Regions from separate parts of the Homo sapiens genome. Here regions 1, 3, 4 and 5 are each linked to region 2. A link is a contact called in ENCODE Hi-C or POLR2A ChIA-PET data. All regions are on one chromosome and are shown on one strand. Each heading gives the region's core, a stretch centred on a gene start or an enhancer-like site at or near the end of the contact. The rest is flanking DNA. Distances are from core to core; before and after follow the strand shown. Region 1 overlaps LOC101928354 (a long non-coding RNA gene). Region 2 overlaps DTNBP1 (dystrobrevin binding protein 1). Region 3 has its middle 440 kb from the start of JARID2-DT. Region 4 has its middle 140 kb from the start of JARID2-DT. Region 5 has its middle 450 kb from the start of LINC01108.

Evidence for each region. Hi-C counts contacts between places; a loop is a spot of excess contacts on that map. ChIA-PET counts read pairs that join two places held with the same protein, here RNA polymerase II (POLR2A). Pooled maps may share reads with other maps.
Region 1: a loop to region 2 is called in a pooled map, with 2.8 times the contacts of the local background. The contact joins two enhancer-like sites. A Hi-C loop is called at or near these places in 2 of 50 pooled maps. POLR2A ChIA-PET finds 5 or more read pairs at or near these places in 2 of 52 experiments (activated B cell and activated naive CD4-positive, alpha-beta T cell).
Region 3: a map with no recorded cell type shows a loop between it and region 2 (3-fold over the local background). The contact joins two enhancer-like sites. A Hi-C loop is called at or near these places in 1 of 37 single-sample maps with no recorded cell type and 3 of 50 pooled maps. POLR2A ChIA-PET finds 5 or more read pairs at or near these places in 2 of 52 experiments (CD4-positive, alpha-beta T cell and PC-9).
Region 4: a loop to region 2 is called in a map of A673, with 8 times the contacts of the local background. The contact joins two enhancer-like sites. A Hi-C loop is called at or near these places in 1 of 168 maps with a recorded cell type or tissue (A673). POLR2A ChIA-PET finds 5 or more read pairs at or near these places in 2 of 52 experiments (A673 and OCI-LY7).
Region 5: a pooled map shows a loop between it and region 2 (4-fold over the local background). The contact joins two enhancer-like sites. A Hi-C loop is called at or near these places in 1 of 168 maps with a recorded cell type or tissue (gastrocnemius medialis), 4 of 37 single-sample maps with no recorded cell type and 11 of 50 pooled maps.

What each region holds. Positions count from the first base shown.
Region 1 is chr6:14,634,250-14,640,286 of GRCh38, reverse strand. All of the region lies in intron 2 of LOC101928354 (a long non-coding RNA gene), which reads left to right. Among named protein-coding and RNA genes, the nearest start is that of LINC01108, 350 kb to the right of the region's middle. RefSeq lists a silencer at 1-89 and enhancers at 1-581, 3,649-3,748. Within about 2 kb of position 1,663, at least 12 of the 41 ENCODE cell types and tissues checked have a DNase peak (open chromatin) inside an H3K27ac peak, as active enhancers do.
Region 2 is chr6:15,620,471-15,625,827 of GRCh38, reverse strand. The region is part of intron 5 of DTNBP1 (dystrobrevin binding protein 1); the gene reads left to right. Among named protein-coding and RNA genes, the nearest start is that of DTNBP1, 40 kb to the left of the region's middle. RefSeq lists an enhancer at 3,974-4,073. Within about 2 kb of position 4,032, at least 20 of the 41 ENCODE cell types and tissues checked have a DNase peak (open chromatin) inside an H3K27ac peak, as active enhancers do; they include A673, where a contact is called at or near this core.
Region 3 is chr6:14,801,849-14,807,299 of GRCh38, reverse strand. No RefSeq gene overlaps it. Among named protein-coding and RNA genes, the nearest start is that of JARID2-DT, 440 kb to the left of the region's middle. RefSeq lists a silencer at 2,268-2,562 and an enhancer at 2,081-2,916. Within about 2 kb of position 2,444, at least 10 of the 41 ENCODE cell types and tissues checked have a DNase peak (open chromatin) inside an H3K27ac peak, as active enhancers do.
Region 4 is chr6:15,106,337-15,112,073 of GRCh38, reverse strand. No RefSeq gene overlaps it. Among named protein-coding and RNA genes, the nearest start is that of JARID2-DT, 140 kb to the left of the region's middle. Within about 2 kb of position 2,498, at least 2 of the 41 ENCODE cell types and tissues checked have a DNase peak (open chromatin) inside an H3K27ac peak, as active enhancers do; they include A673, where a contact is called at or near this core.
Region 5 is chr6:14,731,731-14,737,076 of GRCh38, reverse strand. No RefSeq gene overlaps it. Among named protein-coding and RNA genes, the nearest start is that of LINC01108, 450 kb to the right of the region's middle. RefSeq lists a silencer at 676-755 and enhancers at 4,068-4,187, 3,029-4,228. Within about 2 kb of position 2,141, at least 8 of the 41 ENCODE cell types and tissues checked have a DNase peak (open chromatin) inside an H3K27ac peak, as active enhancers do.

The DNA.
Region 1 (6,037 bases), core at 414-2,913, 980 kb after region 2:
GTGCAACCTGGATGGTGTGAATGGTGTGCTCCTGTAAAACAGTCAACACAGGCCAGGGACAATTCCACATGCTTTTCACATGTTAATTAATTTCCTGATGAAAGATAAAGCTTCTAGCCAGGAGTCCAGACAGCTGAGTTCTAGTCTAGCTCTGCTCTAAAGAGTCCTGGGAGCCCCTGTGGCCTCAGCTTTTTGACCTGTGAAATGACCGAGTAACAGACCATTTCATAGGTCCCTGAGAGCTCTAGAATCTCACGTCACTCATGACGTATGTTAATATCAGCTGGCCTCGAAAGAGAACCCGAGCCTTGGGGACCCCAATCTTGGATCTACAAGATCTCTCAGACCAGAAGCCCTGGGGGGTAAATCCCTCCATCCAGAATCTTGTCTTTCATCGATTCAGTGTGAACTACTTCTCAAATTTCTACATTTCTGGTCCCCCTTAAACACTGACATTCCAGTCAGTCTGATGTTAAATTCTGCTTTCCCCTTTCCACCTTGTGTTACCTACCACCACAGCCTGGCCCACATTTTTCTACCCCTCCCTCCTTCTGTCATTAACAAAACTCCCCAGACCCTTGCAAAGCCCCTACAGCAGAATTATCCCAAGAGAGAAACAGTGGATTTAATAAGCTTCCCCTTAGATGGCCCCAAATCCCTTCCAGTTGATTAGGGGAAAAAACAACTACACACAGGACAGTTTCCTGATGCGGGAGGTGAGAGAGAGAAAGAATAAAGAAAGTTCCTGAAGTCCTGGGCCTCAGGGACCAAATTAAGAAAGCAGCACCACTTATTCAAAATCAGATGAATGTCAGTGGGATGTTTGTCAAACAAACTTGTCATTATTTGTCACAATTTGAGGAAGTATCAGTCAATAGTCACACTCGAGCGCATAACAGAGTTATTTATAGCTGCCAGTCTAGAGTTTTAACTCATGCAGGGCCAAGGTTCGATGTTATAAACAGCTTTGTTTATAATGACTGCGTGGCTATAAATAGTTTGGTTCCCCGGGTGTCACAGAGCAGCCCCGGGATGGGCTGCCAAAACCAGCGCCAGGAAGCAGGCTGCAGCAGGGAGGTGAATCCTGGTGGTGGTTTTTTTTCTTCTCCGAGTACCCTTTCTGTGAGTCCTTGGCCAGAGTATTTCATGTTGTTCCTCAGTGTCCCTTTTGGAACGGGGAGTCGGGCTCCCTGGTGTTCCTGGGAGATGGTGGAAGTTACTCACTTAATGAATTAACATCTGCCCCAAGATCTGCTGTTGAAAGGGAGCCAGTATGGGGAGCACCGCCTCTTTTGTGCCTATTCACGGACAATGAGCTAATTACAGTCTCTCTCCTGCTGGAGGGTGGAGGGAGATATCCTGTTATTCCAGTGAACAGGCAAAGCTCTAAAGGTTTATTTACAGCTTCAGATTTAATTTGAACGACAGCAGCATCTCTTCTAAAAATACGAGGTTGTCAGAAATTTAGAAATTTACTAGTTTCTTGTGTCAGCAGAACCTTATCTAAGGAGTGGGAAGTTGGGGGATTTGTGGGGAGCAGAAAAGAGGAAGGGGAATATGTATACATAAATTTTACATGTAAAATACATAGGTATGTCAGCTTAAAAACTGATCATTTTACCAATTGGCACAGGGGCAGTATTCTCAACATCTTCCTGACAACCTCCAACCCCACCCTCCAAAAATGCAAATCTATTTGTCATATGGAAATTTCTTGATCGACTCTTTCCATGTCACGCTCAAAATCCTTACAGTCAATTTTAATACTATTAAGCTAAATCTTCTTTTGCTTTCTTTTTTTTTTTTTTTTAAGAAAAGGTGTGGCCATGAAAAAAAATTTATTGGATCTTAATTTGCAAGATTAGTTCTGGTTCATTTTATTGCAGTAATTTAATACTCATAATGATTTTCTGATGCATATGTTTTAGCAGCAAGATCTACTTCCTATTCATTTTTCATTTCAATGCAACTGACGTATATTAGGCAGCATGGTACAGATCTAAGGGAGCAGCACCCCGTGAGAAACTGACATCATTCTGCCATCTTGGCATCCTCCCAGACATGTGTTGAGCCCCAAGAAGCCTGCACCCAGGTATATCCAGGGATTCAGGACCGAAGGTGATAAGCAAGAAATCCTTCTTTAAAAAGGAGTTACCTGTTTTTCATGGATAGGATTATTAACATCATTACCATTATCATCATTACTGCAATTCTGGCTAAGGGAGCTGTGAGTTGCATCCTATTTGAATGTCTCCCACTGGATGGGAAGGAAGCAATGAGGGCCTCCTAAGTAAACCAACAATCACACTGCAGGGAAGGTGAATCATGGACTCCAATACCCAATGCCACAGGACTCTGACCCAGGTACTAGGGAGGGCATCCTGGAGGAGGTGGCCTCCGCATTGAATCCTACAGGAGGTTCCTTAGGGTGGTAATTGTGCCTTTTTGTTTCTGTACAGACACCTGCTGGCATAGTAGGCACATGGTACATCTTTGTAGAGAGAGTTAATGAAGGTGTATTCTTTTTAGGAAGTTGACAGTCCCTCTGGAACTCTATGTCATACATTAGCAATACATAAAAATAAACATGAATTTAAATGGTTAAAAATGAAAAATAAGAGAGAGGAGAGAGATATTTGTGGAGTGTGTGTGCTGGAGTAGAATGAGGACCCCCCATCTGATTGGTGCTCTGGAATTCCTAAACAAAACAATCAACTCCCTATTGGGAGTCGGCCCTTGCATGGCAAGAGTGTGCAAGGCCAAGGTGTAGGAAATGAAATGGAGCAATGAGCATGTTGAAGTGAATTGATCCGAGTGGAGTGACAGGCATCGTCAGCATTTCCTCTCTGTTTATTTTTACATGAGGCTTTACCCATACGTGAGGCCAAGACCTCATCCGTTGTGGGTTCCAATTCTGTGTTCATGAAGGAGGTGGCATTAAGCTAAAAGGAAGAGGATAAGTACAAGGAGATGGACATTATATCAAGTTTCTCCCTTAGTCTTTCAGTTCTTCTCAAATACTTTTTCTTGTGGTTATACTTAGTTTCATGATTATTTCTACCATTTTTAAAAGAGAGATTCTCAATGTTTATTTTAAAACAAAAAGGACAGATGTTTTTCCACATTGTTATTGGGTGAAGGGGGAATTTTAATATTCACATTATCAAGCATCTGATTTCAGAGAAGATTCTTAGAATCGGAAATCTGTTTGCCCAGTCACTCATAGCTCCCATCTCAGAGATATTATGACGATATATCCTTGACCTAAATGTTCCCATTTAAAGGAAAAGGAACAGAACAATAAATTTTGCAGCATAACATGTAAATCTGATGACGGCTTATGCTTAATATTTTTGTTTATTTCTGTTTCTAAGAATTTTCCTCAATGCCGAGTACCAGCTGAGGAGGATGTGGTATAAATGTATTAAGCAGCTTAGGGTCTCTGGCCACTAATTCTTAGGATTGTAGCTTTTTAGAGCTTCAGGAAACAATTAGAATTTTCTACTTTAGTTCTCTCTTTTTTACAAATGTGGAAGCTGAGCCATTTGACTTCTAAGAGACAGAGTTGGGATAGAACAAATGTCTCTTGGCTCTTAGAAAAGATAACTAATATTTGTTAGACACAAATAGTTGTGCCCTTTACAAAGGTGCAGTGTGGTGGTTAAGGATGAGGGCTCTGGGGCCAGACAAGCCTAGGTTTGTATGTTGGCTCTGTCACTATTTGTGAGGCAGTGAAATGTTACTTCTCTTCTTTAAGCCTCAGCTTTCTTCATCCATAAAATGGAAACACTAATGACACAACAACAGAGGCATTGGAACGACTGAATGAGATAAAGCAGGTCAAGTACTTTGCGATTGTTCCTGACACATGGGACATCTTTAACATGTGACACAAACCACAGTGAAAACAAAACCAAAAAGCAAAACAACCACCCCACAGCTAGGCTTTTTGTTCTTTCAGCCTGGTAGGATCTGTACAGAGATGTTACTGGTGAAGCTTCTTTCTTCTTCACGTCCTTTTGTACATGTTTATTTCCATGGGGGTGGAGAAGCCCTCTGAGAGAGAAACACACGAGTCCCATTCACCATTAGGCTTTGGGTACAGTGACAGATCTGATGGATGGGTGGGTAGCGATGGGGAACAGGGAGGGGAGGTCCTGGTGAGTCATCACTATGAGCAAGAGGGGTTCTGATATGCTTAGCTGGCCCAGAGGGGGAGGGTCTGGGCAGTGAACCCCACTTTGTAGCCCAGCCTTCACCTGCTGGGGGTGCAGCTTTGCTCTGGGCATTGCTTTGATCAGCAATTGGAACTCAAGGTGGATGAGAGCTCCGTGAAAGGGACTGCTATACTGTCTGGCCCTGAGGACTCAGATGGTTGGGACCCCACCCCTGGGATGAGAACACGGGCAGCAGGGGCACAGGTTGGCAGCTTTGAGGACCTGAAACTTATTGGAGAGAGTTATTTATTTCTGTAAATACCTGGATCTCTTGTAAGTCAAGCAAGTGGGGACTTAGGCCACTAGAATTTGGAACAGTTGTCTTAATCACACAAGCCACGTGATTTCACTCATATCCTGGGAAATATTATTTGCACATAAAATTATCCCATTTAATCCCTCAGTAGCCTTGCAAAGTTTTTATGGTATTTTGCATATCAGGAAAATGGAGGCTCAGAGAGATGTAAATCACACTTAAGGTCACAGATATCAAAATAAAGCCTAGAATGAAAACAAATATCATTGGTTTTATAGTCTATATCCTGTCCTTGTCCATTGACCCAGCTGAATTTTACTTTTAATGCATTTTCCTTCCACCTCCTACCTTCTTTGGTTTGTGAATGGAGAGGTAGCCGTGACTTCCTGTGGCTGAGCCACTTCCTGTGGCTGAGGGAAGCAGCAGGCTGTCTGGTTACCTGAGCCAGGTCTGGGGCCAGGCAGCATGCATTCTAGTCCTGCCTGGGACACTCACTGGCCTCAAGATCTTGGGCAAAACAGCTGACTGCTTTGCACCTCAGTTTCCTCATCTGTAAGGTAAGGTGTATTAGGATTCTCCAGAGAAACAGAACCAACAGGTTGGGGGTGGGGGGTGGGGTGGAGAGAGAGAATGAGAGAGGGAGAGAAAAAAGAAGAAGAGAAGAGAAAAGAGACGAGAAGAGAAAAGAAAAAGAAGAACTAGAGAAGGAGAAGGAGGAGAAGAAGATTTATTTTAAGAAACTGGCTCAAGCGATTGTGGAGACTAGCAAGTCCAAAACGTTCAGGGCAGGCTGGAGACCCAGGGAGGAGTTGATGGCGTTCCAGTGGGAAGGTATTCTGAAGCAGGTTCTCTCTTCCCCAGGGGACCTCAGTCATTTCTCTTAAGGCCTTCCACTGACTGGATGAGGCCCACCCACATTATTCAGGGTAACCTGCTTTGCTCAAAGACTACGGATGTAAATGTTAATCTCATCTAAAAATTACCTGCACAGCAATACCTACACTGGTGTTTGACCAAATATCTGGGTCCCATGGCCTAGCTAAGTTGGTGCATCAGATTAACCGTGGGGCTAATGAGATGTACTACATAAGGTTGCTTTGTGGGTTAAGTGAGCTGATATAGGTGAAGAATTTAGAACTGTGTCAGGTACAGATAAATTCTTGATAAGTGTTATCCATCATTCCTTCCAAAAGGAATCATTCATTCCCAGGGCAGACTCTCCCTCTGTGGCTTGGACATGTCATCCTGGCCACTGGGTCCATGCCCCTGAAGTCAGCAGGCTTTGCTTCTCTTCCATTTACTTCTTGTGGCTGCGAAGAGTCTCTGTGCCTTGAGTGTGGCAGCCTGTGTCTGGGAGGAGAGCGAGCTTTCCTGGTGCCCACATCAGTGAGGACACTAGGTGCTGCCTCTTAGTAAAGGCCCAACAGGGGAGATGCTGCAAGGAGATGTCTGGGGATGGAATTCTCCTGAGAGGATCTCTGTTGTTGCTTATACTCGCGGCAAGAAGCAAACACATCGCTCTTTCATCTTGGCAGGATGTGCTGCTGCTGCCAGCCTGTCTGCC
Region 2 (5,357 bases), core at 2,783-5,282:
GCTCATCTTCCTGTATCTCTTTGAGTCACTTGCTTTTCATTGGTTGTATGTTTCTTTGCAGACATGTTCTCTTATGATAACCTCTTTTATTTCCCCAGCTGAGAGTAAATCTGTTTACGGATAGTTGTTGTTTGCTTAATACCACTCTATTGATTAAATGCATTCTGCCACAGTTCTCATTATTTTCATAGTCAATTCTGTTTAGAAAATGCAGTCTCTATAAGTCTTTCATAGAATATATTGTATGTTCGTTCCCAATTAGGATTCTAATATCCTGAAAAATGTTTGATGTTTAGTGACACATGACCTTATTCTTCAGAAACTGCATTTTGGCTTCTTAAATGCACAAGGTAGGCCTTCCAAATGTTCACTTGAATCCTCTCTTTTTTAGTAATCTGAGAACATCTAACACTAAAGACAAATGAAAGCTAAAACATTATCTGATATACTGTTCTGGTTAATCACTGCTAAATTAATTTGAGTCATTTTTTTCCTCTCATCTATGTCTAACCGATATTGAGCTCTTTTTAGAGAGTTAGTTCAGTTTTTTTTAGAAGGTATGTCTGGATGGTTGCTTTTCATATATATTGCCAATCTGAATTATCTGTTAGCCTTTGAAATACATGCTTCCTTTGGGTTTTAATCTATTGCTGTTATTTGCCTGATATTTATAATTAGTAATGAATGACTGTGGAAGATAGCATATCAAAACTTGGAATTTTAGAGACCTAGTTAGTATTTGTTGGCCTAGAATAAGCCCAGAGAGAGTTGTTTTAAAATCATGAGGCTTTTAGCTAAGCAATTTAAGCTTTATAGAATCATTGCTGACGATATTCTTTACAGTAGGAAAACAAACACTTTGAAGCCAAATTTGATGGAGTGAGTTGTGTAAACATGTATCTGTACCATTAATGTACTTTATGAATTCATTTTGATGCATTTATGTATCAGTCTTAGATTTTGGAAACATTTAGTGTTTTAAATGCTTACTCATTTACTGGGTTTTTTTTTTTGGAAGCCTCAAAATCTCTCCTATTATTACCCAAATACCTTGACATAATATTACAAAGCTTAAATAGTTAAGCAATAATAAAAAATAAAAACAAACTTAGAAGAAAATGGTAACCGATTATATTTAGTCACAGGGTCCCCCTAACTTCTTTGAACTTGTTGCCCTTTCACTGTCAAATGTAACACCATATCCTGTCAGTCCCTCCATTTTCCAGGCTGCTTCACTCTTTTGGTCTTACTTTGCTCTCTAGAGGCCCTGCTTTTATTGAAGGGCAAAGGATTTATGTTATGTGAGCAATTTGGACTTTTGATGATGCTTTTAGCTGTGTTATCCCATGGCTTCATTAATATGGCTCCTGGTACCTAGCCCCTTGGGAATTGTTAAGTTACAACAGATGATCCATTCATATTGGCTTCAGTCCAGCTTACAGGAGCCTATTTAATTGATACTTACTGGTAAGGTTTGTCGTTTTAAAAATAAGTAATAAGGGTATGCTGGGAACTGGAAAACAAGGGCTATGAACTGACAGATCGGGTTTGGCTCCCAATCCAACTTCCTCACTTTAAAAACTGTGCAGATTTCTCAATGGCTCCAAGCTTTAGTTTTCTTGTCTGCAAAATGACGATGAGCATACCTGTCTTGTAGGTATTTGGAGGATTAAAGGAGATGACAAACGTAACCACTTAGCACAGTGCCTGGTACATGCTGGGCATCTGCCACGCACCACGCACTGCGTACAGACTCTGGACACACAGCAGTGAACAAGGCTGGGCACCTGCCATCAAGATGCTGACGTTCTAATGGGGGCCTCTCTAGCCTTTGCGAATTCACAAAACCATTATTCTGTGACACGAGGGTTTGGATGGATGTTAGGCAGTTTAGCTTGTGCTGCAAAACAGTTTAGAATGCAAAACCACAAGATTCAATGTGGTGATATTAGTATTCTGTACATTGAAGGTGTGTAAGCATACAATGGAATATTTTTATCCAGATTCTATGCACTTTCTTATTCTGTGAAAAACCACAGTGCTTTTTAATCATAAAACTGGAAAAATATGTTTGAAAAGTATATACTGAATTATCTTGAACTTCCACTAGAGGGTAGTATAATCCTATTCCTTTATTGAAGTTCAAAATGTTAAAGCCTTGTCTTTGAATTTTCTCTTAGTTTATTTTATATGACCTATTTTTAAAAGACTGTTCCCTTCATCTAGAACAGAAGATTCTGGGTTTTGTTTTTGTTTTAAAATTTTAATTTTTTTAAGAGACAGAGTCTCACTCTGTTGTTCAGGCTGTAGCATGGTGATGTGATCATAGCTCACTGCAGCCTCAGACTATTCCTGGACTCAAGCGATCTTCCTGCCTCAGCCTCCCAAAGCTCTGGCATTACAGGATTGAGCCACTGTACCCAGCCAGAAGATGCTGTTAACTCTTAGATAAGAATTCTTAGATATAAGAGAATAGCAGCCGTATACTGAGTTTGTGTTTTTCTTTTGGTTTGACCTAGCCTGATACAGTATTATTTTGCTTTTTTCTGTACAGAATTTTAGAGGGCATCTAACAAAGAGATTATCATAGCTCTGTCAGTTTTTCATGGACTAGATTATCAGATGTCCAGGTTCCTTTCTGAGGCTAGACCCTTCAAGAGGCACATTAATTCTCTTAGACACCTTTTAGGCTACTACATAGATCTCATTTGTTCCATAATGGCTTTTGCAAGTTAATGTACTTCTTAAAGTTTCCTTATTCATACCATCATTACCTTATTACCTTAGTACATAAAAGTGTAACGTAAGCATTTGAACAGTCTTGTGGTCTTTCAGTACCTGGCCTCTGTGACCTATGGGTTTGCAGCCAAGGAGAGTTCTTTGTTCCATAAGGCTAATTATTTTGTTAGAAAATAACTCATTAAGTGGGAAATAATTTTAGTGTGCTGCTTCATTCTTTATATATCAGTGGTTACACTACAGATGATATGTATTTGAAACAAATGGCACAAAGAAAAATTCCAAACAGAATTGCTTTTCCTCTGGGACGGCCTTCTTGCAAAAATTTGTGAAGCTCTTTTTTGCACAGCTGTCAGGCATTCCCAAATGGCTTTTCACAATAAAATTCTACCTATCTCTTTCACTGATCACTAAATGAGACATATGCGGTTGTTATAGCGAGCAAAATGGTGAGGCTTGAGCTTCTTGTAAAGGTATATTTGTGTCCATGGAGGCCTGCTAGTATTTTATGTATATGCATCCTAAGTTGGTTACCAAATGTACTCATATATGCAACTTGTTTTGCAACAGGAAATGAGCAGGCTGTGACAGGGAAATTAAATTTCTGCTAACTTAAATTCAACATAAAATATTCGGAATACACATTACGTATGTACTTGTCATTATTATATGAAGAGCTTTTTTAAGTTTAATATAAGGGGATGAACCTTTATTTTTTTCAATGCAATTATTTTATATTTTGTTACTGATTTCAAGTCTGCTAAGTGTTAAAATGGAAAATTTTCATCATTTCTTCTGTTTTAAGTCACTGATAATGTGACCTGGTTTAATATACTAAAAGTATCATCATGTTGTTTAATGTTTTCTAAGTTCTCTGCTCATGTTTATTCTTTTACAAAATTTGGCATAGTCTCTTAATATTTAAACTAGATGACCATGAATAGTTTTGCCTTCTCAGTTATTTTACATGTTAGAGTAATAAAATCATTCTATCACCAGAAATTATTCTTTATTGAATTCAACAGACAGGGTTATTAGGGGATAGCAAAAAAGCAAAAATACAGTCTGCACCTTTAAGGCCCTTACTGATTCCTGAGAGATATGAGAGTACACAACTGGTTGGATGATATCAGTCAGAATGTGAGTCCTGTGTGAGGCTGAAAGGTCTGGGGAAGCACAGAAGAGGAAGGGAGCCCTGTGGGAGGAGGGCGGGCTGCCACTGGCCTAAGCCTGAAAAGACAGGCCGGGGTTAGGGACAGGCAGAGGCAAGGAGGAGGAGGCACCAACGCTCAGTACTCCTCTTGTTTTGCTGTAATGTAGAATATGTGAAGGAAAGAAGTGAAGTAAACAGTTTGTGGCCAGAGAGCAGTAGCTCTCTGAATGATAAGGAGTTTAACTTGAAAGGGCTGGGGAGCCTGTGAAGCTTTTTAAAGGGGAGAACATAAATATGAATTTGGTGTTAGCAGTAAAATGACCACGGACTATTTCAAGCATTTTTAGTCTAAATTTGTCATTCAGCACAAGAGCATGAGGCCGTCCTATTCAGAAGTATGTACAGTTTGTTTCTCATTAGGAATTCCAGGTTGATAAACCACTCACATGTTTTCATCTGGTCCCCACGTTATTAACAAAAGAGTGACTAGGGCAGCAAGTACAATTTGTACCTAGAACAGAATTTCTGTCTGTGAGAAATTAATTGGCCTGCCTAGAGATCAACCTCATTTAAGTTCCTGGCCTCATTAGCTCTGTAGTCAACCAACAGAGCTAGAATCTAAATGGAAATTGCCATCTGTCCAGATAAAGATTAAAGAGGTAAAAAGAACATACACATTTTCCAGCATAGAATAATTGTTGGCTCCATTACATAGTTTCTTTTCAGAAAAATCATTTGAAATTTAATTCCTTTTACCTGTAGGAGATCTTAAGTCTAAGACTATAGCCTGGAAAATAACTTATAGGTGTGTAAGTTTGTAAGATAAAAATGAAAATGTTGTTGACATTTTGATCTAATAGATCCATAGATCTTGTTTACATCATGATCATTACTGGTCAATGAAATTATTAGTTTTCAATCACTTTTATTAAATATAAAACTTAGCTAATCTAAAAATTTTCTCTATTTTTTATATTCAAACATTAATTATTTACTGTCAAGTATTAAGTTTAGGTACTTCGGCTCATTTAATCCTTTTAACAGCTTTGCAAGATATGTGTTGTTAGCTCTCTCTTCACAGACGAGGTATCACATTGCATCTCATCTGGCAGGAGCAGAGCTGGGTTTTTAAGCTTGTGCTTCAAAGCCTAGCTCTTAACCCGTCCCCCATATGCTAAGCATACATGCACGATACTGAATGCACCAAGTAGCTTAGAGTTAAATGGAGTCTATATTAAATTTAACTATTCTAGTTTTTATCACTAATCAAAATGAAACAGCCTTTTAAATAATCCTATTAGCTATGATAGTGTTTTATACATTTTAAGACCATGTCAGACTAGTTATAACAGAATGAGCTGAATATTGCTTCTTTAGTACTAGGAGTACTAGCTCCCAAGCTGAATCTCCTAGTCAGTTTTTCATTTAATAAAACAAAAAACAATGTAGGCTGGGTGGGGTGGCT
Region 3 (5,451 bases), core at 1,195-3,694, 820 kb after region 2:
TCTTATCAGGGGAATGCCACATTCTGAAATCTCTGGAAGGGGTGTGTGTGTGTGTGTGTGTGTGTGATGTGTGTTTTCATGAGATTGTGGAAGACACCCCATGCAAATCCCAGACAGATCTGCCTGAGCTCGAGAACCCTAGGGCCTACCCCGGGGGGGCTCCATCTGTCCCGGCAAAAGCAACACCTGCCATGTAGTGCTCATCACTTCCCTTGCCCCATTACCCAGGTTAGCTTCCTATCATGTTAGTGGAACCCAGCCTCCCCCATTGCCCAAGCTCTCTTCTCTTATCCTCCGCTTCCAATACATTCCTGAATCTTGTGTAAAGAGAGCCTGCCTCCCAATTATCCCTGTATTTATGCATCCCTTCTGCCCATGTCTTACCTCTGACTCTGACATTTTTTTACTTGCCCATTTCTAAAGCCTCCAACTGTTTCTTTTCCCAGACCTGTCTCTTTTTCCATCAGAGTGTTCAAGGCTCTTCCTGATGAAAGCCTTGTGCTGACCCCTCATGGCCTTCAGGATAAAGTCTAAGCAACCCTGCACAGGAGATGAGGCTCTGCAGGATCCCACCTCCCTCTTCCCAATCCCCAACTTGTGTGGCAAAGCTCAGGTCTCCTTGATGTTGTCTGCACTGGTCCTTGTGTTCAGAATGTCCTTCCCAACTTTAAGAGGCTCTCATTTTGTCTTTAAGATCCAGCTCTGGGATCTCACCTTTCTCCAGGTAGATGATAATAAAAATATTTAACAACCTGTCTGATTGGGTTCTGAGCAGTTAGAACAGATGCCATGGATAACTACTGGTGTGGCCTTGCTTGAGCATGCCAGGAAACTGTCATCTGGGTCTACCCCACCAAGCAGGGTTGATCCTGCCCTGCTTTGCTGCACCACTGTATGTGTGGAGGCACACATTTTTCACCCTGTATTCATTCAACAGACATTTAATAATTGCCTACTCTGCTTAGACCCTGGCTAGATGACGGCAGTACAAGAATAAATGAGACAGTGTTTCTGCCCCTGAGGTGTCTGTGGTCTAGACATAGAGCTTTTGTTTTTCTCCTTATGTGATCATCTATAAAACTATGAGCTCCTTGGAGGGTGGGGACCAACTCTCTCACCTTGGCATCTTTGGTACCTGCCTGTACCTGGCATGTAGCATCCTCAGTCCGTATTTGTGGAATGAGGGGAGGATTATCTGGCTGGCATCCCCAGCGTCTGGGCCCACAGTTCAGGGTGTCAGTGTGTTAAAATGATTCCAGGGGTTGATTGGGCATGAGCTGAAGGGCTTCCAATGAGAGGTGTAGGTGACAATGTTTATTTATAAAGGCATAATTTAGAGAATTATGAGACTCATTTGCCTTCTCTGTTCCTCCAAATTCAACTCTCCTGCCCCCTTCTTCTTCTAGTTCTTTTTTGAATGGAATGTCAATGTCACCCACTCACTGGTTTTATATAGCTCTTATTGAAGTAAAATGCAACGGAAATTGTGCATATTAATTAAAAGCTCAGAATGTGCACAGTTTTGGAACTGCTAATTAAAACTCTTACCAATCAGGTTGCATTAGTGGTTTTAAACACTTTTCTTTTCCTGAACCTAGAACTTTGCTAACCAGAGAAGACGACTTTTAAAGAGGCAATTGTCAGGAATGATAGCACCTTTTTTTTAAATTTTAATGTTAAATTTTAATTTTAGAGTCTCACTCTGTCGCCCAGGCTGGAGTATAGTGGCTTGATCTTGGCTCACTGCAACCTCCGCCTCCTGGGTTCAAGCAGTTCCCCTGCCTCAGCCTCCCAAATAGCTGGGACTACAGGTGCACGCCACCATGCCTGGCTAATTTTTTGTATTTCAGTAGAGATGGGGTTTCACCATGTTGGCCAGGATGGTCTCAATCTCCTGACCTCATGATCCATCCACCTTGGCCTCCTAAAGTGCTGGGATTACAGGTGTGAGCCACCGCGCCCGGCCCAGAATCTTGTTTTAAAAACTGCTGTATGTACCTCCAGTGAAATCTGAGGTTTGGTGTCTCCCGGGCACTTTGAAGGTTATTGAGAGGGCACAAGTGATTTCTAAATCCCTTCCTTCTGCCCTCAAAGGATGGCTGCCACTGTGCAGGTAGCATAGCTGTTGGGAAAGGGCCTGAAAGCTCCTTCCTCCTCAGGCAGGTCAAGAGAAGCACGTGTCATCAGTTTCTGGGACTGTCTGGGCAACCATGGCCTCTGAAGTTTGAGCTCATGCTCTGCCCATGGCTGCAGCTGCCTGTGGTAAGCCGAATGAATTCCAGGAGGGAAGATGACAGAAGAGGCTCAAGGCTCCGGCTCTGTTCCCTGCTCTGCTTTCTTTCAGAGCCTGGAATTCTCCACCAAGCCCATCGCTGCTGCGTGGCTTTCTGGGCGCCGTGCCAAGGACTCACACTGGACTCTGTATTCAGCCCCAGATTGCATCCTGCCTCGGCGTTTGGGGTGGGGCGGCCCAGCAGGGCTCCCCTTGTGACTGGAGTCAGAGTTTGCCTGGGCTCCCCTGAGGCGGGCCTAGGCCGGGGTCGTGAGGCTGCTCCAACAAGCAGCCCCATTGTATCCCAGCCTGGGAGTGCACAGAGAGCGGCTCCTGTGATGGAGAAGCCCCTGTGCCTCTGCAGGGTTTGATTCCACCCAACCAGGCGAAGCCATGTGGTGAGCATGTGCTCGAGGCTGCCTGTGGTCGGGGACACGGGCTGGCCATGTGCTATGAGTTTGGGCTTCCTTTCTTTTTCAGAAGGTGTTTGATTCATGCAAAATGCTTAACGATGCCTGCTATGCACCTCATGGGGGATCAGATCCCCTTTGATGTGCGAGGTCTTTTTGGAGGTTCCAAAAAAACAGTTCAAAAGGTTTACTTTGGACACCACACCTCCAGCACATGTCGAAGTCAAAGCCAGGCTCCCCAGGCAGCACGCTGGAGAAAATATTTTGTGCCAGTTTCTTCCTCTTTCTCTGCTGTGTCTTGTGCTGAGCACAGATTTTTGACTTCACACTGTCCTGGTGGTGAAAAGAGGAGACTGAGCAAAGGAAAATAAACATCACTGAGCTTTTTGAGTGTCCAGGGAAGCAAAAGTGCACCGCGGTCTTTCAGTCCTGCTGAAACTGGGTGGTGAGAGCCGGGTGGATGAGCTGCCTGTGCTGACAGATCCTCCCTCATGCCTTAGGGCTTGGAGCGGTCCGAGGGAAGCACAGGCATTAACAGAGCCATCTGCCCGCCCCATGTGGGTCAAACCACAGTTTTGCCTGGGCTTGTGGTCAGGTGGCAGGCACAGTGCTGTTACCCTGTCTCCTCTCTTCCACGGTGCGTGTGACTTAGGGATGGCTCTGCAAAGATGGGGGTGCAGAGTGCAGAATGGGAGGCAGGACTGGAGACCCATGAAAGGGAAGGTTGGGACCCATGGAGAAATCATGTCTTATGCTGCATTGTTCTGAGAATTTCCTTGCTCTTCCCTGTGCCCCAGGCGTGGGGATGGAGAAGGTACCACCACCTCGTGAGCTCTGCTCACGAGCCGGGGGCTGTAGTGGTGGGATGGAGTGGGATTTCTCCCTGATTCTCTGGAGAAAGCAAAGCAGAAACATACCTTATCATGGATGTAGCCATGGCCTTGAAATCAGGGGCTCAGGGAAGGAATTTCTCCACTGTCTTGTCTAATTATCAGGAGTCCCTTGGAGGAAGTCATTTTTCTGTCTTATGGGGTATTTACCCACCAGCCAGGGTGGATGTTTCTGCAGTGACCAAACTGCTGTACACAAGTGAGGGGAGGGCTGGTGGACTCCAGATTACTTGGTCTTTCACTCTGCAAAAGAAAATGTTTTAGGGCCGGGAGCGGTGGCTCATGCCTGTAATCCCAGCACTTTGGGAGGTCAAGGTGGGCAGATCATGAGGGCAGGAGATGGCTAACACGGTGAAACCCTGCCTCCACTGAAAATACAAAAAAAAAAAAAAAAATTAACTGGGCATGGTGGTACATGCCTGTAGTTCCAGCTACTCGGGAGGCTGAGGCAGGAGAATCACTTGAACCGGGGAGGTGGAGGTTGCAGTGAGCCAAGATTGTGCCACTGCACTCCAGCCTGGATGACAGAGCGAGACTCTATATCAAAAAAAAAAGAAAGAAAAGGTTTTAAAATTTACAAGTCGAGGAACAGCACAGGCTCCGGGTGGGCCCAGAGACCAGAATCTGGAGTGTTTGCTAGCACAGGTGTGCAGGAGTGGCAGCGGGGAGGGACACGACCCAGAGGCCCCCACAGCTCTGCTTTCTGTGCCCTAGGGATGATATCATTTATTTCTATCCTTGCACGATGCAGGTGACTGCCCCCAGCAACCCCCAACCCCCTCACCAAAACTGGCATCTCTGAAAAGCCACAAATGCTCAGTCAGCCTCCAGTGCGATTTTAGCACAACATATGGAAATCTACTGGGGCCAACTCTGCAACTATCTGGCAAATGATAGGTATGTAGAATTGCAAACTATTCTTTATGCAGTTTAACTCAGGCTTTTGTATCACTCTCCAGTTTCCCTTCATAGATTTCCTTGAAGTTCTGCAAGTCCCCTCCCTCATCTGTGGCTGAAAATAATCCCTATGCACCGTCCAGTCTCTGTTAGGCTAAGACTGCTCCGTTGTCCTGCTCCTAGAGGAATTCAATGAATTATTCTTTTTCTTTCCTGGGTTCATGTCCTTGGAGATCCCCTCTGGCTTCAGAGCATCCCTACACATTTCTCTGTCGCTTCATGCTGTGGCTTTGCCAGTTTTCTCATGTTTTCTGAAATCCCTTCTTTTTAGCAGAGGTAGGTTTCTGCCCAGGCATCATTTTCTTAGTCTTTGCGTATCACATTCTGTCAGCCCTTCTCTCCGTGTCACTCTAGGTTCTTCTTTTCATTTTAGAACAGATGTTAGCATTTTAAAAAGTCCATTTCTGATTGAGTTAGCAATTCATGATTAGTTACTCTGGGTCAAGCAGTGTACCAGGCACTTTCATTTCTCAGTAATTTACAGGGCACTCCTGCATTGCTATTCCATTTTTAGACATGAAAATACTGTCACCCGATGAGTTACACTGGTAGTAAGTAGTGGAGAAGCTCCTCTAACACAAAATCAAATTCTCTTTTCTCTGTATCACATGTGGTTCCCTCATAGCTAGATGGAGACCACTCTCAATTTCACATAACATTTAGAAATGTCTCCAGTTCTGGCCGGGCTCAGTGGCTCACGCCTGTAATCCCAGCACTTTGGGAGGCTGAGGCGGGTGAATCACTTGGGGCCAGGAGTTCAAGGCCCGCCTGAACAACATGGCAAAACCCTGTCTCTACTAAAAACACAAAAATTAGCCAGTCATGGTGGTGCATGCCTATAATCCCAGCTACTCAGGAGGCTGAGGTGGGAGGATCGCTTGAACTCGGGAGACGGATGTTACAGTGAGCTGTGATCAGGCTC
Region 4 (5,737 bases), core at 1,249-3,748, 510 kb after region 2:
CCTCTTTGGTTTCAGGGACTTTAACAAATCTTTATAGATAAATGTGCGTGGCTCGCTCTCTCTCTCTTTTTTTTTTTTTTGGAGAGATGAAGATCTAGCTATGTGCCCAGGCTGGTCTCGAACTCCTGGCCTCAAGAGATCTGCCTGCCTCAGCCTCCCAAAGTGTTGAGATTATAGATATGAGCCACTATGGCTGGCCCTGGCCCAATAACATTTGCCCTTCCTTCCTTCCTTCCTTCCTTCCTTCCTTCCTTCCTTCCTTCCTTCCTTCCTTCCTTCCTCTCTCTCTCTCTCTGTCTGTCTCTCTCTCTCTTTCTTTCTGTCTGTCTTTCTTTCCTTTTTGAGACAGGGGCCTAGCTCTGTCACCAGGTGGTGTGATCATATCTCACTGTAGCCTCAACCTCATGGGCTGAAGCAATCCTCCCACCTCAGCTTCTTGAGTAGCTGGGACTACAGGTGCATGCTCTGCACTCAGCTAATTTTTGTATTTTTAGTAGACATGGGGTTTCATCATGTTGCCCAGGCTGGTCTCGAACTAATAATCTCAGGTGATCTGCCTGCCTTGACCTTCCAAGTGCTGGGATTATAGACATGAACCACTGAGCCCAAAAACATTTCTAATATGAAGAAGTAGAGTCTAACCTAAATACACCTGTCTTTCACTATGAAAATATTGCTCATTTCTTTTTTTTGAACTCTTCAAACATTTTTGCTTGCCCAGTTGGGAATTCTCAGTATATGTATATTTACTAGTTTTACTCTCAAATTGCATAACACATTAGTAAAATTAATGTAATTTTTTTTTTACAGAATATAATAGAATACAGTAAATAAAATAGAGGTCTAACTCTGCCCTTTCTGGGTCTCAATGGGTCATCTTGCACACAGTCTGGGGTTTAAGAACCCTACTTTGGAAACTATTGCATCATGCTTCTTCCATTGGAAAGATGCAAAATCCCAAGAATGGAATTTGTTCTTCTCTTATTAGTGGTAGGGCAGAATTATTATTACAGTCAAAACTGTCCATCTACTTACACCAAAACCTACAACAAAGTTTTGGCAATACTGTAATATTGTATGAGAATGATCCACAGCTGGGTTTTTCTTCCCAGATGAGCAGGACACTGGCACAGGGACAAGATGTTGACGACATAGACTGTTTTCATTGTGTTTTTCTGTGTAAACTCATTTACTGTCATTAGTAATCATCACTGTATGAGAACTTCCAGGCTGGCAATGTTACAAACAGTAAGGCACAGAAGACTTTCTCTCAGGCTCTGTTTGATGGAAAACACACAAACCATGGGCCAAAATGGCAGGATCTGCTGGGCACAGTGGCTCAATCCTGTAATCCCAGCACTTTGGAAGGTTGGGTTGGGCGGATCACTTGAGGTTAGGAGTTTGAGACCAGCCTGACCAACATGGTGAAACCCCGTCTCTACTAAAAATACAAAAATTAGCCAGGCATGGTGGCAGGTGTCTGTAATCCCAGCTACTCAGGAAGGTGAGACATGAGAATCACTTGAACCCAGGAGGCGGAGGTTGCAGTGAGCCAAGATCACGCCATTGCACTCCGGCCTGGACAACAGAGCAACACTCCATCTCAAAAAACAAAAAAAGGCTGGGTGTGATGGCTCATGTCTGTATTCTCAGCTCTTTGGGAGGGTGAGGTGGGTGGATCACTTGGTCAGGAGATTGAGACCATCCTGCCTAACATGGTGAAACCCTGCCTCTACTAAAAATACAAAAAAAAATTAGCCAGGCGTAGTGGCAGAAGCCTGTAGTCCCAGCTACTCAGGAGACTGAGGCAGGAGAATGGCGTGAAACTAGGAGGTGGAGCTTGCAGTGAGCTGAGATCGCGCCACTGCACTCCAGCCTGGGAGACAGAGCGAGACTCCATCTCAAAACAAAAACAAAACAAAACAAAAAACCAAAATGGCAGGATCGAGGTATATGTGAGTTACTAGCAAGACACTGAATACATAATTCCCACACAGAAGAAGATATTGAAACCTTTGTGTATTATGCCTGACATTAATTATTTGTGCTTTAAAAATATGTGTGTGTGTATATATGTATACATATACGTATACATGAATACGTACACGTATACATGAATACGTACACGTATACATGAATACGTACACGTATACATGAATATCTATACCTATACGTATACATGTATATCTATACCTATACGTATACATGTATATCTATACCTATACGTATACATGTATACACATACATATATGTGTATACACATATATGTACATGTGTATATATACACACACATATTTGTGTATACATACATATACACATGTGTATACATATATATGTATATGTGTATATGTATATACACACACATATTTTTACATACATATATATATGACTTTCCTAGGAATGTTAGATTTCGGAAGTTTCTAGATGCAGCCCTCAGCAGGCAGACCTCCCCAGACCAGGACAGGATGTGCTTAGATGGCGAGTTACACAACTGGAAGTGGCCTCTCTCTGCTGCTCCCTGTGTGTTGCAAGGATTAGTTTAATTAGAGCCTGTGCTTGTACAGCACTTTGACATTCTCAGACAAAAAGTGCTAGATGAGCACAAAATTTTATAACTGTAATGGAATCCAAGCAAATAGCATTGTAATAAATGGGTCTTGCTGCTGATACTGCATTTAAGAGTCCCCTCTTTATAATTGCATGTTTACTCTATGTGATGAACTGAGGTGATTAATAACAATGATAATAATTACTCCTACAGCATTTTATGCTTTCAAAGGGCTTTACAACTTGTTTATTATTAATCTTTAATCTTCCCAGTTGCTGCTCTGCTAAGTCAGTGTTGTTTTTGTTTTTAAAATTTTCATAGAAATGGAGAAATCAGAGGACTAGAGAGCGGGGCTGAGGTTTTGAAGTTCCCACGGCAAGTCAATGTGAGGAGCTGCTGGATTTTGATTTGGAAAGGAGAGATGTTGAATGAGCTGGAAGAGAGGGTGAGGCAGGTCGGGGAGAAGACAGGTGGAGCTCACCGTGGTAACCTTGCAGGGTTCGGTGGCAGATTGCTATGATCTGGGTGTGAGGAACCAAAGCAAGGGTGCTTGGCGAGTCTAAAGCAAAGGCAACTTGATGCAGAATGCGTAGGTGGAGGTTCCCACCTCAACACCCGCTCTGCTTAGGCCGGGTGCTCCAGTGGCATTTGTGCTATCGCCTGCGTTCATTCAGCTGGTACTTAACACCTGGTCAAGGTTGATCAAGGGGAGTAGGGCTTTGTGTCACAGCTAATTGGGTGCTATAAGGAAAAGACCCCCAAACTGTAGTGTAAGCAACTGGCATTGCATAATCAGCTGCTTCGAATACCCACTGGGGGATTAGACTGCGATAAGCAAGTGCTGTAGGTATCTGCGAGACAAGCAGTGTGTCAATTACACTGTGGATGGCCAGATTTATGTGCTTTTTGGCAGTGCTGCTGAACTATTAATCATATCTCATGAACAGGCCCCATGTAAACCAATAGCAAATGGCACATCTTAAGGAGCATCCCAGCAAAAAATGTCCCATTTCCCTTATATCTTCTGCTGATGTCTAAGGTACTGAAAATGAGAATGAATACACAGAGCCATCAAGCAATAATCAAGAGCCAAGCTACCCTTCCCCCCTTCCTTCCTTCCTTCCTTCCTTCCTTCCTTCCTTCCCTCCTTCCCTCCTTCCTTTCTCACTTCCTTTCTTTTGAAAAATAAAAACCTAATCATGTTTTCTGAGCCAGCGAGACCGGATTTCCAATCAGCATCTGGAAATGGCATATTTCACATAAAAACACACCCGTTAAACATTTTCTTTTAATGACAAAGTGAGGATTTCATGACTTTCCTCTACTTTTATTTCATGGTGGTTTAGATGGGCCATCCATATAGATTTCTTATTCCTTGCTAAGTTACATATCTCCTGAAGTGCGATACATCTACTGTCATAATTAAATGTCGTCAAGCTGATGTGTATGAGTGTTTTGAGCGTTATCACTAATTGCTGTGTTAGCATGAATTAGACAGTAAAGTAATTAGAGGCCCAAATGCAGCTGTGTCCTATGTGGTGCAGTTTCTGGGTTGGGCTGTGTGTTTGTGTCTGTGTGAGTGAGGGTGCGGTTGTGTGAACCAGCTCTGTACTCTTCCCCTTATACCTGGATTATCTCAAGGTGCTTGCTAGTCTCTCTTGTTTGTGCGGAAGTCTCTGAAATGATGTCCGGAATGGAAGCCATTGTCTGCAAGAGAGAGTCCAGGTTTCTTTAAATAAGCAATTTTCTGTAATCAGTCAGCAGGGAAAGCTTCACTCTCCAGACTAGCATTAATGGAAGACAGGTTTTAGAGTTTAGAAAAAGCATGTTTATCTTCAAGACAGATTAGTTGGGGTTGGGGTATATAAGTGTGTGGTGAGAGGGGCTGGGAGTTTTGTAAAGAAAATGGGAAGACATTTGTTTTTGTTTTTAGCCCAAGATCTTTTCTAATCTTCCCACATTTGTCAAACCCATAAGGACTCGTTCTGCTGATCGTGTGATGACTGGTCTGGACTTTTCCTCCACCTCCTCTCCCCAGTTCCCCACCCCAACTCCTCCCTGCTTTAGTACTAAACAGGAGTCAGAGGAGAGGCCAGCAAAACTCATGTTCTGGCTTCTGGCTGTCACAGTTCTCCCCATGAAGCTAAAGGCACATGACCAAGTCTTCATCACTGTGGCCTTGGGTTCAAGGGAGCCCCTGTGACCCTCCCCGGCCTCTCTCCACCCCAGGGCTCTCTGGGCATTCCCCTAGTCATCCACGCCTTTTCTTTTTAGGGTGTAACTGTATCCACGATGCAGCTGATTTTAATCTCTATGGGTTTCTGCATCATGGAGCTGAGGAAGACAGCGTAACCGCCTCAGAAAAAAGTCTGTCCTCGGATAACTTATCTGACAGAGAAGCGATTACCACCTGCTTGATTTCTCAGGCAATTTTAATTCACTGCTGCTTGGCGATAGGGATTCGAAAGAGAGAGAGAGGGAGAGTGAGAATCCTTCACTCTATTGAGTTACTCCATAAGCTGTTTCCACAGCTCCAAGATATACTGTGTGCCCGGCCTGTATCTGTTTTATTCATCCAGATTTAAAAAATAGATGTGATGGATTTATGTGTGTGCCCTGCTAATGTGTAAGCAGCTTTCACGGTAGTTTTAGCTCTTGTCCTTGAAGGACTGGCATGGCCCCTGGAGTTGCTCCTCTCCTGTGATAGAAACAGGAAAATGAGAAAGACTCTGCTTCTGTCTGGCGGTTTTGACAAACCTGGTCAAATTCCCATTCCCAGAGGTGCCTTGTGCCCATTAGGAAGCTGATTGCTTACGGGAGAGCCTTTGAATTCCAACAGAGACAAGATCAAGGCCTAATGTGCCACATGTACGTGGGTCTCCCTTTCCTTGACCAACAGATTTTGACAGAATGGCTTGTCAACAAATAGGCCTGGGGTAAGAAGATAAAGAGTTGTCATTTAGAAATAAACACTATCATTTCTCTTCACAATTCGTAACTGCTTTTTCAACTTTTTCCTTCCATCCTCCCTCCTCCTCCTGAATCCCTACATTTTGCATGCCACCAAAATGCTCGTACAGCCTCATCTGGAAGCCTCACTCACTGGTTCTTGCTCCTGGTGGGAGCCTGTGGCTTTTTACCTTCCAAAACATCTCCCTCCTGCTTTTAAAAAAAAGTCTGGTTGGGTGT
Region 5 (5,346 bases), core at 892-3,391, 890 kb after region 2:
CAGCACCATTCCCAGTGCTTGGCTTTTGGTACATGGTGAATGAGCAAGTGTGAAAGGGGATCACATAGTAGGCAGAATAGCATGGGGAAGAGGGTGAACTACGGATTTGAATGAGAGCGTTATTGACAAAAATGAAATAATACAGGCTCTTCTATATCTTCCAATTGAAGGGACATTCCTATTGAACCTTTCTATGTATACACCCATAAACAAGGCTCTCACTTTGAGGTCCCATGCAGTTCCTGTCACTTTAAGCACCTTGGGAAATTCCAGTGAGTTGAAAGAATTCTGAACTTTATTTTTCCTCTTGTCCTGTATTCGTAAGACTGGTCTTCCTTTGCTCTCCCCTTCCTTCATTCTTTCTTCTCCTCCCCTTCCTTCATTCTTTGTTCTCCCCTTCCTTTTTTTCTCACCATTTTTTCCATCTAGGTCGAGGACTAGTTTGTTGCCCAGGGAATTACAAAAAAGTGGTGGCCAAGGACTAATCCTCTAGTAGTCTTATTCTTCAAGAAGTTGAAGAAAAAGTCGAGTGCCCTTTCAATTCCTACCCTTCTCTGATTTATCACTCTGAAAGTAATGATGTTCAGCTTTCTTGCTCTAGAGGAATGATTCAGGTAAAGCCCCACTGAGGGCAAAAGGTAATCTGTACCAGGTTTCAGAGTTACCAGTGTAATCAATCAAAATGTGTCATTAAGCCCCTGGCTGCGTGTTCTCCAAATGGAGTCAGTAACACCCAACCCTTAAGCTTATGGGTTAGGGGGACCTCCCCACCCCTCCCTTCTGTTTCACTTTGATGGGGTCCACCTTGGATAAACTCTCTGGTGCTAAAAAAGTACTGAGAAGTGACAGAAAGTTGCTTCACATCTACTCTATTTTTCAAGAAAAACATTACTATTTTCTCTGAATATGGAACCACCCCAGTGCTTCTGTGAAGTGGAGCTGGGTTATTCAGAGGCCCTTTCTGGTTTTATCTTGTCTTTCACACACTTGGCAGGACAGGTATTCTGATCTCCAGTGCATAACTGAGGACAGAGCACATGGAGGGCAAGAGACCTTGAATAACTATAGAGCTGCTTAACTCAGCACTGGGATAGGAATTCAGGACTCCCTACTCAAGGTCTGTGCCTCTAGCACTAGTCCACACCAAGGGCATTTCCTTAACGGTGGAGATTTTCTTCATGAGTACATTCATTCCCCTCAGACTTAAAAGTTGTCACAAATCCCAAAACTATACAAAGCATGAGCATGGCATTGGTGGCTGTGTGTGTGTGTGTGTGTGTGTGTGTGTGTGTGTGTGTGTATGTGCGCTGGGGGCAAGGGACCTCAACCCCACAGAGACTTAGCCTTACCTGTTGTAGGTAGCTGATGGGAACATTTGTTCCCTGCTGTCCTTGTTTCTATTGGGGACATGTTTCCATTGAGTAAATCCCCTGGCCGCCTGCATCCTCTCTCTCCTTCACTTCATTGGAGGAAGAGGAACTTCAGTCGGCCTGGGAGAAGCAATGGAAGATGTACGCCTCACCTATTCCTTTCTCTCTGGGAAGAGCCTGAGGAAAGTAAACATCCTCTGCCCCTCCAAGCCTTAACTTTTAAGTGGTAAATCTCCATGTTGCAAAGTTTCTGTTTGCCATCAGTGGTACAATATTAACAAGCCCAAGGACCTGAAATGATAGCCACCAACCAAGACTTTGTCAACTTAAAAGAATGGTGATATTTTCCCTCTATCTGCCTGATTCCTATTCCTCTTAATTGGCTCAGAAGTTGGGCAGGAAAGAGGGGTCCTATTTATTGGGTACCCTAAAACCCCAACATAAGGGAAGTCTTTTCTGGTTTCCTCTGGGAAACCTTAGGTTCAACAGTGGCCTGTTGTGGATAAAGATCTACTCTTGGGGGTGACCAAGGATTTGGGGGCAGGAATTTGGAATGAGAACCCAGGCAAGCTGAACTAAAATGCTAACTGGGCAAGGGTGTCCTGTCTCCAGTTTGATGACCAAGGGAAGGTCCTGACTCACTTGGGGCTTATGAAGGGTAACAAGGGGGACTTCTCAGTAAATCAACCACTCACTCTTCATGTGACAGTAAAAGCAGTCATGGAACAAACAAACTTCCTGCCAAGGCTCCTTCTTGTTACCGCAAACTTTCAAGTGTGAGTAACCATGTGAGCAAGGGGGAACCCAATAATTACTAGAATAATTCCTTTGTGTGTGCTGAAGTTCAGTTCATATCTGACCTCCCCAGCCAAAAGTAATCTCTCTTCTCCAGACTTCTACGTCCAGTATCTGGAACTTGCATTTGAGACTTACTATTCCTGACTGGCTTTATTATTTGCTTAGTCATTGTGGTGGTGGTTCTTGCTTTTTGTGCATTTTATCTCCAGTCCCAAAGATTTTAAGTTTATTAGGCATAAGGACCATGTCGTATATCTCCTTGTATTTTCCCTGACCATTCAAGGGCCTAGCATAACATTTACTTGCATTTGGAAGTGTGGAAATAAATGAAGACCAACCAAATAAGAATAAGCACAGGCTGTTTATTCAGAGCTACTATCGTTTGTGTTTTGGCAGAGACTCAAATGCGGGCAGAGGAGTGGGAAAACTTCATAGTAGAAAAAAGGGAGGCTCCAGGTATGTGCTGATTGGAGGCTGTTGGTGTGGGAAGCTGGAGGTGGTTCACTAGAAGCACAGATGCCTATGTGATTGCTTAGGGTGCATATTTGCCTTTCTCTGGTTTGTCCTAAGTTGGAAGCAGGGACAAAAATCAGGGAGGCTGTCCATTGTCAGTCAAGTTCTGGCCATTTGGAGCTGATTCTTACAGGGGTTATTGTTTGGCTTCCTAACTTGTTGATAGAGATAGTGGTTAGACTTCTAGAGGTCTGGCTGATGATAGCAGGCTGGCTTCCTGGGCCGATTGCTGTTGCTAATGGGTTGGTGTCCTGGGCTGGCTGCTGTAGATTGTAGGTTGGAGTTGTTTTTAATTATGGCTTGGCCGTTGTCCATTTGTATATTCAGTCTCTTGGTGAGTATCAATAAATCTTGCTTGATTAACTAATAGATTGTTCTGACTATGGGTTGAAGCATGCCCTTTGAATTAATATTATTTCTCTTTCTCCTCACTGCTTGATCAACTGTTTGACAGGTATTCTCCATTTGATTTTTATAACATGACCTTAGAAATAGCGCAAGGGAGAAGGAAACTTGCTCCATTTTTGCTCCTTTTCTTAATTACCTCTTTACAGACCCTATCTCCGAATAGAGTTACTGTCTGAGGCTCTAAGGGTTAGGGCTTCAACATTTGAAGTTTGGGAGGCAGTGGGGCATAATTCCCCATCATACTCTTTGAGGGCCTCATTTAACTGAATATGCTCAGATCTATCTCAACTCAAACACACTCTGAGCCTTTGGCCTGGATGCATCCAAAAGAAGTGAGTAGAATGCTCAGGTGGCCTGTGACTTGCCGTGATTCACTGACCAAACACGAAGGAAGTGGAGCAGATGGTCACGCCATTAGAAGGCAGTCTCTCCTCAGGGAAGTCAGTCTCGTGGATTCCAGTGGCCCTGAGAATCACGATGCTAGTCTTCAAAAGAATAAGAAAGACCGATAAAAGATTGCTTCTGCTCTAAGTTGAAAGTGGCTTATGGCAGCTTCTCTCACCCCATTGACCAAGCCCATTCGCTAAAGCCCGTAACAAAAGGATTTTCCCCCCTAACATTTAGAAATGGCAAAAAGCAAAGAGATGAATCATCAAATAGGCAGAACGCTCTTCCTACACCTCTTTTACCTGAGCAAAAACATGACTTCCTGAAAGAGTACAAAGAGAGAAAATTGGTAGGAGATGACTAACAGGGGTGACTGTGCTGATGCAAAGAATGTCAGGACAGCATGAACTTTAGAAACAGGCAAGGTTAGATGCTGAAACGGAGGCGGGTGAGCACACTCCCTCAGGAAATCAAACTCAGGGAGAACCGTGAATAAAAGGCTCCCCAGAAAAGACGTGAGTGTGTAACTTACTTGACATTTCCACCAACGTGCAGCAGTGGGTTGGGTATGATGGTTCTAAATACCCAGTGACACATATTTACAAAAGAACTGTGTGGTTTTATTTTAAATGACAATGTCTTCTTAATCACCCCTCCGTACTGCCTGTCTGCAGCACTGCGAGTCACCAGGGTTCTGTCTTGGAGGAGCACTGTTTGGTCATGAGTCGTGTGCTGGCAATGTCTGGGAAGTGAGGGAGGGTCAGCAGCTCATGACCGTAGGCTCCAGGGAGAGCAGGAAGCTCTGCAGGATGCATGTGTTATGGGTTGAACTGTGTCCCCTAGAAAGATATGTTGAAGTCCCCACCCCCAGTACCTTGAAATGTGACCTCATTTGGAAATAAGGTCATTACAGATGTAATCAGTTAAGACAAGGTCATATCGGGGTAGGATGGGCCCTTAATCCAATATAACTGGTGTCCTTAAAAGGGAACTTTAGACACTGAGACAGAGACATACAGAAAGAATGCCATATGATAACAGAGGCAGAGATTGGAATTGTGAACCCCAAACATCTGAGACAGGTCTCAGTCAATTTAGGGTTTATTTTGCCAAAGTGAAGGACTTGCCTGTGACACAGCCTCAGGAGATCCTGACAACATGTGCCCAGTGTGGTCGGAGTACAGCCTGGTTTTGTACATTTTAGGGAGACATGAGACATCAATCAATATATGTAAGATGTACATTGGTTTGGTCTGGAAGGGCTGGACAACTCAAAGCAGGGAGGGGGCTTTCAGGTCATAGGTAGATAAGAGACAAACGGTTGCATTCTTTTGAGTTTCTGATTAGCCTTCCCAAAGGAGGCAAGGAAATTCCTTGTGGACAAATTGTAAGGGAGGTACGTAGCTCTTTTATCTTAGTAGCTATCTTTTAAAGAATAGAATGGGAGGCAGTTTTGCTCTAAGAAGTTTCCAGCTTGACTTTTCCCTTTGGCTTAGTGATTTTGGGGTCCTGAGATTTATTTTCCTTTCACAGAATAATGCATTTGTAGTCCAAACGTTGCCAGCAGACACCAGAAGCTAGAAGAAACAAAGAAAGGGTTCTCTTCTACAGATTTCTGAGGGAGCAAGTGCCTGACACCTTGATGTCAGAACTCAAGCCTCCAAAAGTGTGAGAACATAAACGGTTGTTGTTTTAAGCCCCCCAATCTATGTTACTTTGTAAAGGCAGCCCTAGCAAAGGAATACAGCCCATCATACATTGTGGTGAGCCCAGAGCTTCACACCACACATTTCCTGCTCTGTGCCTTCTAAAGTATATTTTTCAAAGGTCTTCACTTTCAGAAACTTGACCTTTTTCCAATTTTAAAAAA